2 separate regions of the Mus musculus genome follow, and region 1 is linked to region 2. Evidence: chromatin loops called from intact Hi-C (ENCODE). Cell type or tissue: heart. All regions are shown on one strand. Links, peaks and the distances in the headings refer to the core of each region. The heading gives the core; the rest is flanking DNA.

Region 1 (8,339 bases), core at 325-8,324, 74 kb before region 2:
AACACTCAATGGGCAAACACAGTCTGACTTGGGAAAATGTTCCTATGTACTACCAATGATCAGCATCAGCAAGTATGGGGCGTACATCTTTAATCCCAGCATTTGGGAGGAGGAGCTAGGAAGCAGAGGAGTCAGAAGGTAACGCAGTGCGCTTCTGTATGTGCCACATAGTAAGCCTCTGTGCGACACAGGAGCAAACAGGAAGCCAGCCTACCAACCGAAAAAGAATATGCTCCCCTTAGTTATTACAGATAACGTCAAATCATTTCCCAAAATATAAAAATATATTAGGGTCCAAATGACATCATTTTCCTATAAGGAAAATGATGCTTTTGAGCTTATTATTATTATTATTATTATTATTATTATTATTTTGTAATTTCAAACACCAAGAAAGAGACACAGAAAAATGTAAATATTTACAATTCATTCTGACCCTACTATTCTCTGCTTCTAGAAGCAAATTTGATAGGGAATTTTTTTTAATTAGGTATTTTCTTTATTTACATTTCAAATGTTATCCCCTTTCCTGGTTTCCCCTCTGAAAATCCCCTATCCCCCTCTCCCCCTGCTCCCCAGCCCTCCCACTCCCATTCCTGGCCCTGACATTCCCCTATACTGGGGCATCAAGCCTTCACAGGATCAAGGGCCTCTCATCCCATTGATGACCGACTAGGCCATCCTCTGTTACATATGCAGCTAGAGACACAAGTTCCACCATGTGTTTTCTTTGATTGGAGGTTTAGTTCCAAGGAGCTCTGGGGGTACTGGTTAGTTCATATTAATGTTCCTCCTATGGGGCTTCAGTCCCCTTCAGCTCCCTGGGTACTTTCTCTGTCCTAGCCTCCCCACTCCCTCTAGACACTGCATATACCACACTGCACACATATACATATATGCTGGCACTTGGAAGGAACAATAATCTCCCAGAGATTCAATAAAACGTCAAATCTGAAAATTTATCAGTAAAATTTGGCAGCCAGCCCAGACTGGTCCCAATCTCGCAATCCTTCTGCCTCAGTCTGAGTACAGGATTCCAAGAGTGAATCCACTTATTTGGTAACATGACACACTGGATCTTTGGCATGAGGCTGCTCACTGAGCTATGGTGATCTTCCATGCATGAGCAGAACTGTTAAACAGACTCAAGACCCCACCCACACTCGACAACAGTCACCGATGACATCAGAAAATGCAGAAACTTACGTTTCACTTTTAAGCTTGAATTTTACCATCAGCAAATAAAACTGTCAGTTTTCCCATTGGAAAATGAGCTATTTTTTTAAACCTATTTTAAAGAAAATATCTACAAAACACACAACTTTGAATACCAAGAATTTTCATACACTGTTTTTTTTTATTTTAAGTAAAAAAATAAATTAGCCAAAACAAAGTTACTCAAATTTGGAATGTATTCATACTGCATTGAGATGAATTTAAGAGTTACTTGCCAAGCAAAATATCGGGGGTGGGGAAGCTGGTGAGTTATTAACCTATGACTTAGCAGAGCTTTTGGAGGTCAGGATTGAGAACAGGGAACTGTGGAACCCAGCTATATTTCCTCTACTGCTGGTACCGACATTTTTTTTTTTTTTAGCAGTCATTTTGAATCACCTTGCTGGACTGAGTAGCCAGATTATTGACAAATATAGATCGAGCGCCTGTGCCAAACACTGTTGTTCTTGGTCCTAAGTATAATGAAACCAAGCTGTAAAGCTTATTTTTAAATAAGATGATCAACATTTAAACAGATAAGCCGCATTCCATATCTTATATGTGCTGCGAAGAAAAGCCAAGTAAATACAGAGAGCACAGATGAGACTATCCGTAGGGAAGTAGAGAAGAGGGGAAAGAGCGGAGGGGAGAGGAGGGGGGAGAAGCAAGGGGAGGGAAAGGGAGTAGAAGGGAGAGGAGAAGGGGGGAGGGACAGGGAGGGGAGGGAATGAAAGGGCACTCACCTCTGACTCTTCTCACTCTCACTGTACCCTGAATCTGACCACGTCTCACCATCCCCTTACCTTCTACAGTGGGAAAGAGAAAGAAGGGGATGGGGGCGGGAGGGAACAAAACTAATGCCTGTAGATTTGAAATAGGGAGATGATTCCAAGAGCCCCAGGCAGTGATGTAGGCATCGTCAAATTGAGACATCAGACCTGTGGGGAGCAGAGGAAGACTGAGTTGTGACATCAGTGCATCGTGCTGTTGATATGGCAACGGTCATGTCAAGGGTCCCAGAGCAGAGGCTCCCTCAGGGGACGGAGTTTGTGTTGAGGGTGTGAAGAGAATGTCCATATGGTCTCCTACCTCCACCCCTGCTGTTTGTATTGTAAAGACTGTTTCTCTACAGACTGCGATAAGCTAAACCTGTCCTCCTGACCCAGCTGTACACCCCAAACCCTGCCTCCTTAGGTAATAAGCCTACATCCTTGTCCAGCTGTAGATGATACCCCCGCCTCCCTGTTCAACTCTCTATAATAAACACTGCTGAACTTCCAATGTGTTGAGGGCTCTCCATCTTCAGAGCTCAGATCACTTGATCCCAGCTTTTCGTATGTGCGCCCATCTGTCAGTCTTCTCTTCATTTTCTCACCACCCTAGACAACTCAGGTAGCAAAAGCCCTCGGGATAAAGAGTCAAGAAAAACACCAGCAAGTGACTGAGGACGTCGGGTTTATGACTGATGGCAGCAAAAGAGGCCACAGCATGAAGAATCATTCGGTGAGGGGTGTAAGAAAGGACCAGTCCAAGATGAGTGATTGTGGGAAAAGACTAGAACAGCTCCATTGTGGACCAGCTGTGTTATCAGCTGACGTGGGCTTCCTTAAGAAGAAACTCATATATTAGTCCACTCTCAAAGCATCCTTTTCTAAAGCCATAGTGTACTGGCTGGTTTTATGTGTCAACTTGACACAGGCTGGGGTTATCACAGAGAAAGGAGCTTCAGTTGGGGAAGTGCCTCCATGAGATCCAGCTGTGGGGTATTTTTTCAATTAGTGATCAAGGGGGAAAGGCCCCTTGTGGGTGGGACCATCTCTGGGCTGGTAGTCTTGGTTCTATAAGAGAGCAGGCTGAGCAAGCCAGAGGAAGCAAGCCAGTAAGTAACATCCCTCCATGGCTTCTGCATCAGCTCCTGCTCCCTGACCTGCTTGAGTTCCAGTTCTGACTTCCTTAGTGATGAACAGCAATATGGAAGTGTAAGCTGAATAAACCCTTTCCTCCACAACTGCTTCTTGGTCATGATGTTTTGTCCAGTAGTAGAAACCCTGACTAAGACACATAGCTAAAACCTTTATGGGGAAAGAAGCTCAGTGGGCCCAGAAGTATGTCAGACTGTCATCTACCCAGCGAGCTGAGCATGTCAAGCGATCTGTTAGGCTGTCTTTCCTTCTTAAAGACCTTAAGCTGAGCACACTCAGTTGTGTATATGTGAAGTCAAGCACACTCAGGAATGTGCCTATTGTCCTGTGGGCATATATAGATTCCTTAAAAATACATTTTCCCCCATGTATCCCCCGCTCGATGAGGGTCTTGCTTTGGTAACAGCTCTTGTATTGCTGTTAATAGCTCATGCTGCCTGTAGTTATTCTTTCTCTTCTTGTTTATTTCTTGGATGTGTGAACTCTATTGAGCTCAGTGCTGTCAGGAAGAAGGTATAATCCTATCATTGGCTGTCTTATGCATGTTCCTAAACTCTGAGACTCTAAGATCCTCACTTCTACAGAATCCAAAAATTCAAGCCCCTCAAATCTCTGGCCTTGACAGCTAGAAGCCCCCCTTTGAACTGAGAGCCCCTTTTCATAAAGCTAATCCATTATGAATTTTATTGAACTAAGGTTTTTCTGGGAGTGAGTGGGTGGATCAAGATGGTTTATGGCACAAACATTTGGCAAGTGTGTTATGTTTTAAATCCAATAAACATTTTTGTAAAGATTTGTTTATTTTTCTTTTATGTGAGTGTTGATACTGTGTGAAAAAAAAAATGTTCACCATAGCCTAATCCCTTCCCTGATGTTTGTGGCCTGAAGACTGTTCCCCTACAGAAACTGCTCCTACTGGGATTAGCTAAACCTGTCCCCTTCATCCAGCTGTATACTACAAACCCGGCCTCCTTGTTCAGCCTTGTGCTCTAACCTTGCCTTCCTATTTGGGTGTTTTATCTGCGTGTATGTCTGTGTATCCCACGCATGCAATACCCAGGGATACCAGAAGAGGGCGACAGATCCCCTGCAACTGGAGTTATAGGCAGTTGCAAACTCTCGTTAGAGTACTGAGAATTGCACCCTATCCTGTGGAAAAGTCAGTTCTTTTAACTGCTGAGCCATCTCTTCAGCTCCTTATAAGTGTTTCTTTTCCCTTTGGGGGTCTATTCTGTGGGCTGAACCTCTGATTTCTTTTTCTTTGCTGAGATGATGCTACGCACGGCTTTTTATTTATTTTTTTATCTCTGTTCCTGTCCCGTTTGTCTCTGCCTTCCCTAAGCAGAGCTACCTATCCAGGCGTTCCCAGTATACACTTCACTTCTTCCCAATGGAAGTCGGCAAACATCAGGCTCATAGGCATTCAGAATTTAGTCTCTGGGTAACATCGGATTGGTTTGAGAGGACAAGCTGGTTCACTTCTATCCTGTAACAAGTCTATGAAACCATTCTTCTCCGTGGTTGTTTCGATGATTAGAGATGATGTCATTTGTGATGTGTGTGATACCCAGTAATGCCTAGGGACCTCCCCTTCAGGTAGCAATTCTTGTGACTTAAGCTTTTACATTCTAAAGATTTGTTTAGGGGCTGGAGAGGTGACTCAGTGGTTAAGAGCATTGACTGCTATTCCAGAGGTCCTGAGTTCAATTCCCGGCAACCACATGGTGGCTCACAACCATCTGTAATGGGATCTGATGCCCTCTTCTGGTGTGTGTCTGAAGACAGTGGCACTGCACTCATATCAATAAAATACATCTTTTTATAAAAGAGATTCATTTAGTTTTATTTTTATGTGTATGAGTGCTTTGTTCAAATGTATGTCTGCATGTCACACGCATGCCTGGTGTCCTCAGAAGTCAGAGGGGCATTGGATCCCCTGGATCTGGAGTTACAGAGGGCAGTGAGCTGCTATGTGACTGGTGGGAATCCATTCTGGACCCTCTGGAAGACCAGGCAGAACATTTAACCACGAGCCATCTCTCCAGCCCGTTTTATATATATATATATTTGTGTGTGTCTGTGTGTGTGTGTTAAAGACAAACATGGAAAGCAGACTGTTCACAGTCGGAGTCTGAGGTCCTTCCCAAGGAAAGGGTCTCCCCATTCCACTACTCTGTTCTCTCCCTACTCAGTTTGAATGAGTCCATAAAACCTCATACACGGGCTTTTATTTCTTATATGCTGGTCACCGTGGGAGCTGAAGCGAAGGGAATATGCACATGGGAAGACTTTAAAAGATGATATATATTTCTCTTCCTTTTCATAATCAGTTCCCATCTAATAGCTAGAGGACCGAAGGGACTTGAATTTAATGTTCTAGCTTAAATTCAATGTTCCAGGAGCCTTCCAACCTGACAGCAGTGAGATTCTTAAGTCTATTAGTGTATGGTTCCAGGAATTTCAGAGTGAGGCCTCTGTCGAGTGAGATGCAGGCGGAGATGCGTTTGTCTCATCTGTTTAAGACCATGGAATGGAAGCAGAATCACTGGAGCGATTCAGCCACAGCATCCAACCCTTCTGTCGGGTCCTTATCCCTCCGCTTTTAATTTATGACACATGCACCACTTCCCTGCCAGCAGAGATGGCACTTAACTGTTGATTCAAGAGCTTGGCAGGGCTTGGCAGGGCTTGGCAGGGCTTGGCACAAGGCACCAGACACTGGAATGCATTTACAAATTAACCTTGCTGCTCCATCTTCTCCCTGTGCCCTCCCATCTGGGAGAGATGCCTTTAACAACCAAGTACTGGGGTGACACTCTAAAGCTCCAGCTATAGAGTATGGCTCCAAGAAGAAATTTTCAAGTCACATTCAGTTGTCATCATGAACATCTCTCTGTCCACCAGCAATTACCCTAGACGTGTGATGTATCGGAGCTCGCTCTCTCTCTCTCTCTCTCTCTCTCCCCCTCCCTCCCCAGACTTCTGCCTTGTTTGGTTTCCCAGGTTCCTTGATGCTCATCATAACGCCCTTCTCTGTAGTGGAGAAAAATCCTCATTAGGTACTTAAATACCCAATGAAGAAATTAAGAAGCTGAGAGAATAGTTCAGGCAGTAAAGCGTTTGCCTTGCAAGTAGGAGGGCCTGAGTGGAGTATCCAGAACCTATCCCAAAATACCAGACCTGGTGGTACATGCCTGCAATCCCAGCACTGGGAAGGCAGAGACAGGAGGGTCCCTGGACCTCACTAACCAGCCAAGCTAGCCTAAAGATTGACCATTAGCAAGAAAACTCTCAGCTTCAAGTTCAATGGGGGGGGGGGGGAGAACGCTTCAAAAGATGTGCATCTGCACAGTACACACATGTACCTGAACACACATGTATAGCTACACAAACATGAACACGCACACGTGCTTTTTTAAAAAGAAGAAACTGAGTACTCTGCACATGTGGATGCTGGAGCCCCCGGAAGGGTTTCTGTCATTCTTTGAGATGAGAGTCCACGTTTAGGCTTTAGTGTCTGACGAAGCAAACTGTGAGTCTTTGTAAAAGAATCCACAGGCCACACAGCTCTAAAGTTCTCTATGCCTTCTCAGGAGAAAGCTGTCTTCAGAGTATACATACTACATTCTAATCAAGGCAGTCTCTCTGGCTACCTAAACAGCAGCTTATCTGAATTAAAATGCTCCTCTCTGGGGCCACAGGTCTTAGCTCTGGGGGGCACAGTTTGACCATTAGCAAGAAAACTCTCAGCCCAGTCAAGGTGATCTACAAACAAACTTAACTCCAGCGGGGTGCAAACACTAGCATCTAGGGACTTTAAATAGCCAAGAGACAAAAGCAATGGCATAGGACACATTACAGTCCACACTAAAGAGTGGACCAGCATCACTTGGCTATAATTGTATTTATCCCTCATTACAAGGCCAAGCAACTTCCTGGATTCAGGACTCAGCGATGTCCTTCTTCCCCCATCTCCTGTTCTTCCCCACTTCCTTCCTTTAAGAGGGACATGTAAGGGGGCTGTCTTCTGCTGCTGCTTTGGGAGCCTTCTGCTCACAGCTCCGTCCCAGCCTTCTTGCTATTCTGATGCAATTTTTTCATTAGCAAATGACATAGTGGCCCTGGTTGAATCCTCTGACTGAGATGTCTATTAAGTTCATAGATGAGATTAAGTCAAGAGAATTGAAAAGATTTGTAATCCCTTTGATGCAATCATTCATTTGTAAATCTAATCACAGCAATAGGCATAGGGCTAAAGATCTTTCCTCACCAAGAGGGAGGTTCTTTTACTAGGCAAGAGTCATCTCCTGGCGAGAGGGGACCATTCAGTAGGATTTGGAGTTTTCAGTTCATTAGGAGCAGATCTACAAAATCAGGTCGCTCTCCCAGGTGAACACTGGTAAGGACAACATAAAGGACTTACAGGACATCTTATCCTATTTCTTCATATTCTCTGTGACCGAAGAAGATGGTACAGAAAGGTAAAGAAAGGCCCTAGCTGATACAATAACAATAATTAAGAGAAAATCATGTTTGCGACCAGCCAATCCAGGTTGGAACGCCTCAGAAAGGGTGGCCTGGCTTTTGAGGAGGGTGAAAGCTTGGCTCCATCAGCGGCAGTGAGGAGTGACCACAGAAAGGGGAACCTCGCCACGGAAAACCCCCAAGTCCAAAAATTCTACCTGCCTGGGTTTTCTTTTTCTTTTTCTTTTTTCTCTTTTCTTTTCTTTTCTTCTTTTCTTTTCTTTTCTTTTCTTTTCTTTTCTTTTCTTTTCTTTTCTTTTCTTTTCTTCCCTTTCCTTTCCTTTCCTTTCCTTTCCTTTCCTTTCCTTTCCTTTCCTTTCCTTTCCTTTCCTTTCCTTTCCTTTTCTTTTCTTTTCTTTTCTTTTTTTCCAGTGAGAATTTAGTTCATGCAAAATGTCTAAGTAAAGCTAGCTAGCCCCTCAGCTCTGGGAATCTGTGATCTCTCCTGTACCAGTGGGTTTTTTTCTCTATAATCATGTTGATGTTTCCATGGAATACAGTTTCGAATGAATGCAGCAAGGGCTTGTGGAAGCTGGTCTAAATGCATTTAATTCCTCTTCTCTCATGTAGACATTCAATTTTTCAGCCCGGCAAATCAATACGTGGACATGTTATTTTAAGTTCTGAAATTAACGGCCAGCAGCACTGAGAAAGTAGGAGCTGGTAGAAGTGATTGCG
Region 2 (8,339 bases), core at 302-8,301:
CAAACACAGAAGTGGATGTTCACAGTCAGCTATTGGATGGAACACAGGGCCCCCAATGCAGGAGCTAGAGAACGTACCCAAGGAGCTAAAGGGGTCTGCAACCCTATAAAAAAATAAAAAAATAAACCCTTTCCTCCCCAACTTGCTTCTTGGTCATGATGTTTGTGCAGGAATAGAAACCCTGACTAAGACACCCAGTATTGTCTCAAACTCTGTCATTACCCAACCTTCATCTTGCTTTTATGACTTGCATGTAATGCCACGCACACACCTTAGACAGGGACAACAGCTGATCACAAACATCTTGAGACGGTAGTTAAAACTCAGCCCCAACTTCTGTCTCACTAACCAGTCTCCACCTAACCATAGCCTTCCTCCTCTCTAGGCCCCTGTGAACTGTTGAATCTCTTTCCTAGCTTTGTCTACCTTGGCACGAGAGTGGGGTGAGGAGGGGAGAGCTTCTTACATTTACTTAATCATGCTTGTAAGATTGGCTGGGAAATAAATACACTTCTTTTTGATCCAGGCTACAGAGTCAAGGTTTAATAAATAAAACTGGATGAATAATTTTATGCTCTGTAACACCCATAAGACTTAGACTATGCATACACATGGCTCCTAAAACACTCTTAGTAAGTGAAACATGGAAGAACTATGGTCCTAACCTGAAAATATTTTCAACAGTTTCCTTTCAATAACAAGAGTCCCATGAGCACAAAACAGTTGTTCTGTGGATTTGAGTTGTCCCATGGCTGCAGTGTGGTTTAAGGTCTCCCATCTGTTTCCTTCCCTTGGTATTGCATGTGGGATGACTGAATATCACCCTCATAGACTGCTGATTTTACATGATGATAGGACACTGCACTCCACATGCATGTGAGATGGGAAAACCTGCACTCTGGAGCTGTCCAGAAAGCTCACTGTATGTGAGTGGGCTCAGGAAAGAAACCACTGAAACGGTTCTTCTGTGGTATGGTTAATGGGAAGGGGGTTTGTAGTGAATAAGAGGAAGAAGGTATCCAGAGGAGTCTAGAAGACTCCAGAGCAGAATAAAACAGTAGACTAGACATGGGTGATGCTAGGGAGGGAGGAGAGCAGGGGAGAATGGTGGGGGTTGCAAGAGATGGAGAGTAGAGAGCAAGAAAAGGGCTAACAAGAGCAGTGGGATAACAGGGCAAAGGGGAACACCTGGCTGCCATGTAGAGAACAAACAGCATCTGAGAGGAGGAGAACCTGGAAAGATCAGAAAGCCCAGGATGCTGGTACGGGGCTCTGAAATGTATAACTGGTTCTTAAGAATACTGGACTTACTGGGACTGAGGAGCGTGGTGGCTGCACAGACTTTACAGGTGCTGGTCAATGAAGCCACATGTCCCTTCTGCCAGGGGCAAGGGAAATGACTCCTTCCGGGGTCAGAAAACCTAGTTTGCAAGTCCCATAGGGATGCTGGCTTTTATCTAACCACCAGAAATTATTCTATAGTCTAGTGTGAGCTCATTTCCGGACAGTTGTACTTTCTGAGACCTTACAATCGCAGGTGGCCAGCATTTGTTTTGTTTTGTTTTGTTTTGTTTTTAAAAAGAAGAACAAAAACAAAGAAAATCTACAACGGCGCTTACCTAATAATCCAGTTTGGGTGAAAATATGTTGAATATACTTTATTAATTCTTTGGGAATGTCACACATGCATAGAATGTACTTTAATTCACTCCCCAGTTCCCCTAACTCCTCCCATATCTACACCCCATTTCTTAACCCCCTCCCAACTGCATGTTGTCCACTTTGTCTGGTTTGTGTTACCCATATACACATGGCTGTGGGGCCACCTACTGGAGCATGGTTGACCTTCCAGAGACCTCATCCTTAAAGAAAATGATGTTTCCCCAGAAGCCAAGCTGTCTATAGTTAGGGGTGGGGGTTCTGAGCCCACCCCCTTCACGGTGGAATGATGACTGGCTTGATCTTGGGCGGGTCTTATGCTGAAATTATTTAACCTCACATGTATTTCCTTGTAATAGGGAGTAGTATCCTCCAGGACTGTTGCTAAGGCGCACTTTTGGGGAAGTATTGATTTAATGGACATACAGAAGTCTCATAGGAACAAAATTCACACAAGTGAGTTCCTTCCAGGGCCTATATTTTATATGGTTGGCGTGCTGAAAACTCAGTTAATAGAAATCCTGAGGAGATAGCTAAAAGCTCAGTTGGTGGGCATGAGAGAATGAATTTGATGTTCAGAACCCACTTGAAAAGTTAGGTGGGATGGTTGTATACTGACAACCCCGGCACGAGGCAGGCAGAGACAGGAGGATTGCTGGGTCTTGCTGGCAAGCCAACCTAGCACAGCTAGCCCCAGGTCCCGGTAAGAGACTATCTCTCAAATAAACGAAGCAGTGCCTCCTGAGGCTTGACTTCTGGTCTCCACATGTACACACATGTACCTGCACATACATGAATGCACATGTGTGTGTGTGAAAGCACAACTGAAATGCATGTACTCTGCTCCCTTGATTTGGGGTAACATTTACTTAATGACTAGTTCATTTTGTATGTTAGGTGTAAAAGCAAATGTGCCCCAACACACGTACACGTACACGTACACACACACACAGAGTTAATAGAACAATGTATGAGATGATATCTTGACCTCTATTACATACATGAGTGGTTATGTTACATAACATGTAGTTCTGAATGGCCCTGAGGTTATGAACTATTCTTGATAGCAGAGTTCAGTATCACTTTCCTGATACTAATCTCAAACAGAAAGTGGACCAAAATGTTCATGATGCCTTAGGAAATGCATACTGTCAGTTCCAGGACCGAGTCTTTGACAGAATGCATTGGATTTTCTTAGTGGATTTTCCACAACTGAAACAATGAATCTGATTTCTCATGCAGCCTGCCATCTGTTTAAGACCTACGAGACAAATCTTTCTCTCTGCAAAAAAAAATGCTAGGCTGAACAATCATACCAAGTAAGGAAGACACACACAATGTAGAATCCTTTGTGGGGACTCTGAGATGAATGAGTTCTTCTGAATGCTGTCAAATTGCAGTGAATCCCATTGCAAACTTCACCAGCTCCATTCTAGAGACAAATGTGCCAGGAGCTTAACTTTAAAAGAAGCTTACAAACTTTTAATAGCCTGCCACCAGAGGCAGCTGGATCTGAATCAAAGCTGACTTTCCAGTTTGCATTAACTCCTGGGCCAGCTCCTGGATGACACGCAACTAAAATTTGTCTTGAACACGTCTTCTCACTTCCCACGAAATAACTCAGTATTTTATACCTGCCAGCTTTTTCAGAAAGTACCTAATATTGAATCAGTGAGTCACAGCACATGGTAATATCATTCCATAAATAAAGGCAATCTGGAAGTAAGGCTGCGTCGGATACTTACTAAAAAAAAAAAAAAAAACCAACATAGAGAAACAGAAATGTGCCTGAAAATGCATAGACCACAGGGACCACCTGACCTAGATATCACAGAGAGAGAAGGCTCATGTAGAGAACGCTTAGTTCACAATAGCAGCACGTGGCCGATAAGTGGGGATCAATTAAGATATCTGATGGGTTGGCTGTGCTTCAGCCTGTGTGACAAGATCAACTTCCACCTAGGAAGAGCAGACCCACGATCAGACAAGCAACCACTTCATCCTGGCAGCTGGAGTCCATATCAAAGTGGCCCCTGGGTGGGGTAGCATTAAAGAGGCAGCCAGTCACGGAGGCAGGATCCCCACCAGAAAGATGAAGATTGATGAGGTCATCACATGAGGGTTGGCAGCAAGGGGTCCAGGTTGGCAAATTGAGGGGGAGACTCAGAGAAGTCCTTTCTGGAACCCATAAGAGGAGAATCTCTAAATAGTCTGAGAAATAAGTGGGAGAAGTTTTGGGGGGTTGGGGAGTGTCAGGTTCTTAGCAATTAGCCACTGCGTGGGAGTGTTGAGCTCACAAAAGTGCCAGGCTGGTTAGAGACTGCCTGGAGAGGGCATTTCTGTGTTCGATGCCCAAGCTGATGGAGTCCTTTAAAAACTAAACGCTATGCAACAAAAAGTGTTGGCTATATTGGTCACATTGACTGTTATCTGTTTTATTTAGCACCCCCACCCCACCCCAAACACACATTTTCTGGAACAAAGATCCAGTCTTCTGAAAGATAATGTATGGCAAACACAGTATGGTACCCAGAGGTCACTGGGAGTAGTGAACATACAGACTTGTCCCTAAGAGCAAACCGATGAGACATCTGCGTACGCAGGAGTCTGATTTGAACAGTGTGAATGCTTGTCAGAAGTTGCTTGTGGGGAGCTCTACAAATATTTAAAAATAAAGCCAACAAGTTCTAGATGAGAAATCGCGGGCCCATATGTCTGAGGGCAGGAACTCGCACATTGAACTCTGGCAGAACCATTCGCTTGCACAAAAGGCCACCATAACCTTGCCCAGAAAACACTGACGCGAGGAAATCTGCCCAGCAACTGCCTGCTTAACCTTGGACTGATGCCACTATTGTTATTGATCCTCCTTACCAAGGGTAATTGCTTCAAAACAACTTATGTAAGCCTTTCCATTTTGCCTTAAAAGCCCTCGTCTCTCTTTGTATCCCTAACTCTGTACATCGTTTATTATGGCACACAACTCCCGGAAATGATAGCTTTATTGTTTTGGGTGAATCTTCCTTCATTTGTTACTTTAGGTTGACGATAGCAACAGAAGCATTTATTTCATAATGGGGCGCTTCAAATGCCGCCTGTGCATTTAACATTAGACAACTGCAATGTGTGACTTTTAGGTGTTCAGCTAGCTGCGTGATTCTGAACTATTTATGAGTGAAATAATTAGGATTCTGATATTTGAGTCGATATAAGAATTGTTCAGAATAGACTGAGCAGGTGTGTTCGTTAGCTTTCTACCACTGTAATAATGCACAAGGTATTCATCTTAGACAGGAAAAGGTCTATGCTGCCTCAGAGTTTTAGGGGGTCTAATCAGGCAGACTAGCTGTTTCCGGGTTTCCAGTGAGAATTCCCGTGACAGTGGTAGGGAGCATGGGACACAGCTGCTCCGCTTATTACATGAAGGCAGAGTGAGAAGAGAGTCAGGGTTCTGTGATCCCCTGTAGAGTGGTCTCCCAATGACCTAAGGATACCTTCCTTAGGTTCCGTTTTTTTTTTAAGAGTTCTCCACCTAATAGTACCTTCTTGGGGACTAAATATGCAAACCATGGGTCTTTGGAGGACATTAGAGAGTATGCACAACAAAACAATGCTGCCACAAGATAACGGCTGGAAGAGTTTGATAATACTATTTTCTGTACATCTGTGAATGTTAATTATTTTCACAATTATGAACAGGAATGAAAGTACGAATCATTGACGTTTCCCCCTGGAAACAGAGCAAAAGAGGCTGTTTTCTCCCACACTGCTCTGCTCACAGTGGCCAACAGCCCTCTTCTCTACAGAAAAGTAGTTTCCCCACTAGAGTAGACGTGTCTATTGTGAATGGGAGGCATCCTGTAGGCAGGAGAGACTGTGGATGGGAAATAAGGGTAGGGTGATTACACAAACCCACAGAGGTGTTACACACCAATGGGAGGCTGTTGTTACACACCAATGGGAGGCTGTTGGTCATATAGGTAGCATCCACTTGTTTACATGGAGAAATGTATATGTACGTATATATGATCATAGAAATGATGTATTGCATTTAATATATTTAACAAGTGTTGGTACTGCATTTAAATGTGTATTCCATCTGGGCTTTATTTTAGAGCAGGGAAGAAGTATATAATTTCCTTCCCCAAATCATGAGCCTGTCACATTGACTGAACAAGTCACAGTTTGCCCCACAGCGCGGTAAGTCATGCTAATCGAATCCCACCTCCTAAGGTCTGCTCAGCCTAGTCGATTCTTTGGGTCTGCATATTTTAGCACCTATGTCACTGTGCAAACGATGCTGGCATGGAATGTGATACAGAAATCGGAAAGTTCAACTTCCCTCTTATAAAAATCATTTCAGTTTCGTTTGCATTTTAAATTCCTTCCTACTACTTTGCATTTTCAGATAAAATCTAAAATAACCTTGCCAACTTTCTTACCGAATGAATTTTAAATTATACTTTTATTACATTCATATATTCTTTAGGTGGGATTTAAAGAACCCTGAACATGCGAATGGGTTTTCTGAAAATTACACTTTATGTATTATAAAAATCCTCTATCAGAGAATATAAAATGCATGGTACATTTGATTTTCTTTTAAGAAGCTAAGATCCTACCTTCTAAAATTCTTAGTTCTTTGCTTAATGTTTCTTCTAGAATATATCAAGGTAAGTCTTTACTTCCAGGATTTTGGGCAATGTAGATCCTGAACACATAACTGTCTTTGAATACTCTTTATTTCTAGTGTATGTTTGAGTTTCTGATGAATACTGTATTTTTAGCTTTTGAATCTAGCTGAATGTCAGAGCACTACCTAGTGCCCACGTTTGGAAGTTGGGCTCCCCCTGCTGGTTGGTTTAATAACTTTCTCCCCCTCTCAGGGCCCTTTAAAATGAAATTCTGTCCTCCAGTATATTGAGAGAAAGATAAAAGTACTTGCTCGCTGATGTGGTCAATTGCCTATGTGGATAGAATTTATTGATGTGAGGCCTATAAGATTATATAACTAAAGCCTGGCAGTGATGGTGTGTGCCTTTAATCCCTTTAATCCCAGCACTCAGGAGACAGAGGCAGGCCCATCTCTGTGATTTCAAGGCCAACCTAGTCTATGGAGTGAGTTCCAAGGACCTTGAGGGCTACCCAAAGAAAAAACACCACAGATACACGGGCACATAGATACACAGATACACGATAGATAGATAAATAGATAGATAGACCAATTTTAAAAATAAAATAATAAAAAAATCCAATGTAACCAATTATAAAGTGCATGAACCAGGAATGAAGAAGAAATAGCTGTTACTTGAAGGCACTGGTTGTGTGGTTGTCAGTGGTTAACAGCTAGCTTTCTGAGGAGCTTTCCTTGTGGCCTCTACTAATTTTTCTGGTGCCGATACATCAACTGTGATCCACTGAAAGCTTAGAGTTTGATGTCACTACACATGGAGCTATAAAGCATGCGATACTTAGCTCTATCAACTACCACATGAGAAAGCTTGATTTAAATTTTGTTCCCTGCACAGTCTTAATAAAAGGGCATGGTGCACAGAATAAAATTCAAACACCTTCAAATTATGGAGATCCAAATTTAATCCAACTCCGTGGCTTTCTGGTGTTAAGCAGTGTGTTCTTTGGCTCTGAGAGTCTTGGTGGCTAAAATGAGCTTTAACATCTACCTTTCATGCTTATTTAAAAAGCTAAATTAAGTAAGTAATATTTTTAGTTAAATGGTAAATTAATTTTCTAAATGCACACGTAGGAGGAAGGCCTATCTAAGGACAAGATAACCAGACACAGGATATTTATCCTGTGCCGGACCCAGGCTACTAAGTTAATAATTTAGTGAAACTTTCTCCCTCTTTCTGCTTTTCTGTCTCTCTGTCTCTTACACACACACACACACACACACACAACACACACAAATAAAAAGTTGTGAAAATTACGTGTGGCCATTGCACGCCTGTTAATTCCAGCATCTGGGAGGCAAAGGCCGGGAGATCGGAGCAAGTTAGAGTCCAGCCTGGTCTGTATTGCAAATTCCAAGTCAACCCAAGAAAGCTGTGTCGTGAAACTTTGTATCAACACATTAAAAGGGAAAAATTAGAAGCTGGCCATGTAAACCAGTGACAGAACCTGTCATGTTCCAGGCCCTGGGCTCTATCTTCAGTCCTACAGGAAATGAGTGTAAGTAGGGCTTTATACTAGTCAAGGTCTCGGGAGTTGTCTGGGGTCTTACCCCATAGAAGTGAGGAGAGTGCTTATTCAAACGTCTAAGGGATATAGAGTCAGACTTCTAAAAGTTATGAGTAATTATTTGGAATGCTTTCATGTATAACCTAATATCTAAATTTTACGGTGATTTTGTGTTTAATTTTTTTGTATCAAGGAGAAAGTTATATATTTTAAGACGAACCATTTCAACCAGTTGTGGCTCATGGCTATAATCTCAGCACTCAGAAGGTTGAGGTCGTGGGATTTCCTGAATTCAAGAGCATCCTGAGATTCCTAGTGAGTTCTAGCCAGGCTGGGCTACAATAGCAAGACTCTGTTGTAATCCACCATCACTAGCAGCAGCAGCAGCAACAACAACCACAACCACAAATTGACCTTTGTAAAGTATATTATTCTACACAGTGTATTTACAATGGTATACAAGCCATGCTTCTATTATTTTA

What was found. Hi-C counts contacts between places; a loop is a spot of excess contacts. Peaks named below come from ENCODE experiments on the same cell type or tissue, not always from the same donor. Only the 100,000 strongest peaks of a DNase experiment are listed, where the experiment ranks them.
Region 1: a loop joins it to region 2, with 2.4 times the contacts of the local background. A loop is called at or near these places in 7 of 42 quality-filtered maps.

Annotation. Positions count from the first base shown.
Region 1 is chr8:36,433,363-36,441,701 of GRCm38, reverse strand. No RefSeq gene overlaps it. Among named protein-coding and RNA genes, the nearest start is that of Trmt9b, 21 kb to the left of the region's middle. In heart, for the core only: a CTCF peak has its summit at 4,203 (motif pointing right); no DNase peak of the experiment used is centred there.
Region 2 is chr8:36,359,620-36,367,958 of GRCm38, reverse strand. No RefSeq gene overlaps it. Among named protein-coding and RNA genes, the nearest start is that of Trmt9b, 94 kb to the left of the region's middle. In heart, for the core only: a CTCF peak has its summit at 1,826 (motif pointing left); a DNase peak (open chromatin) is centred at 4,458.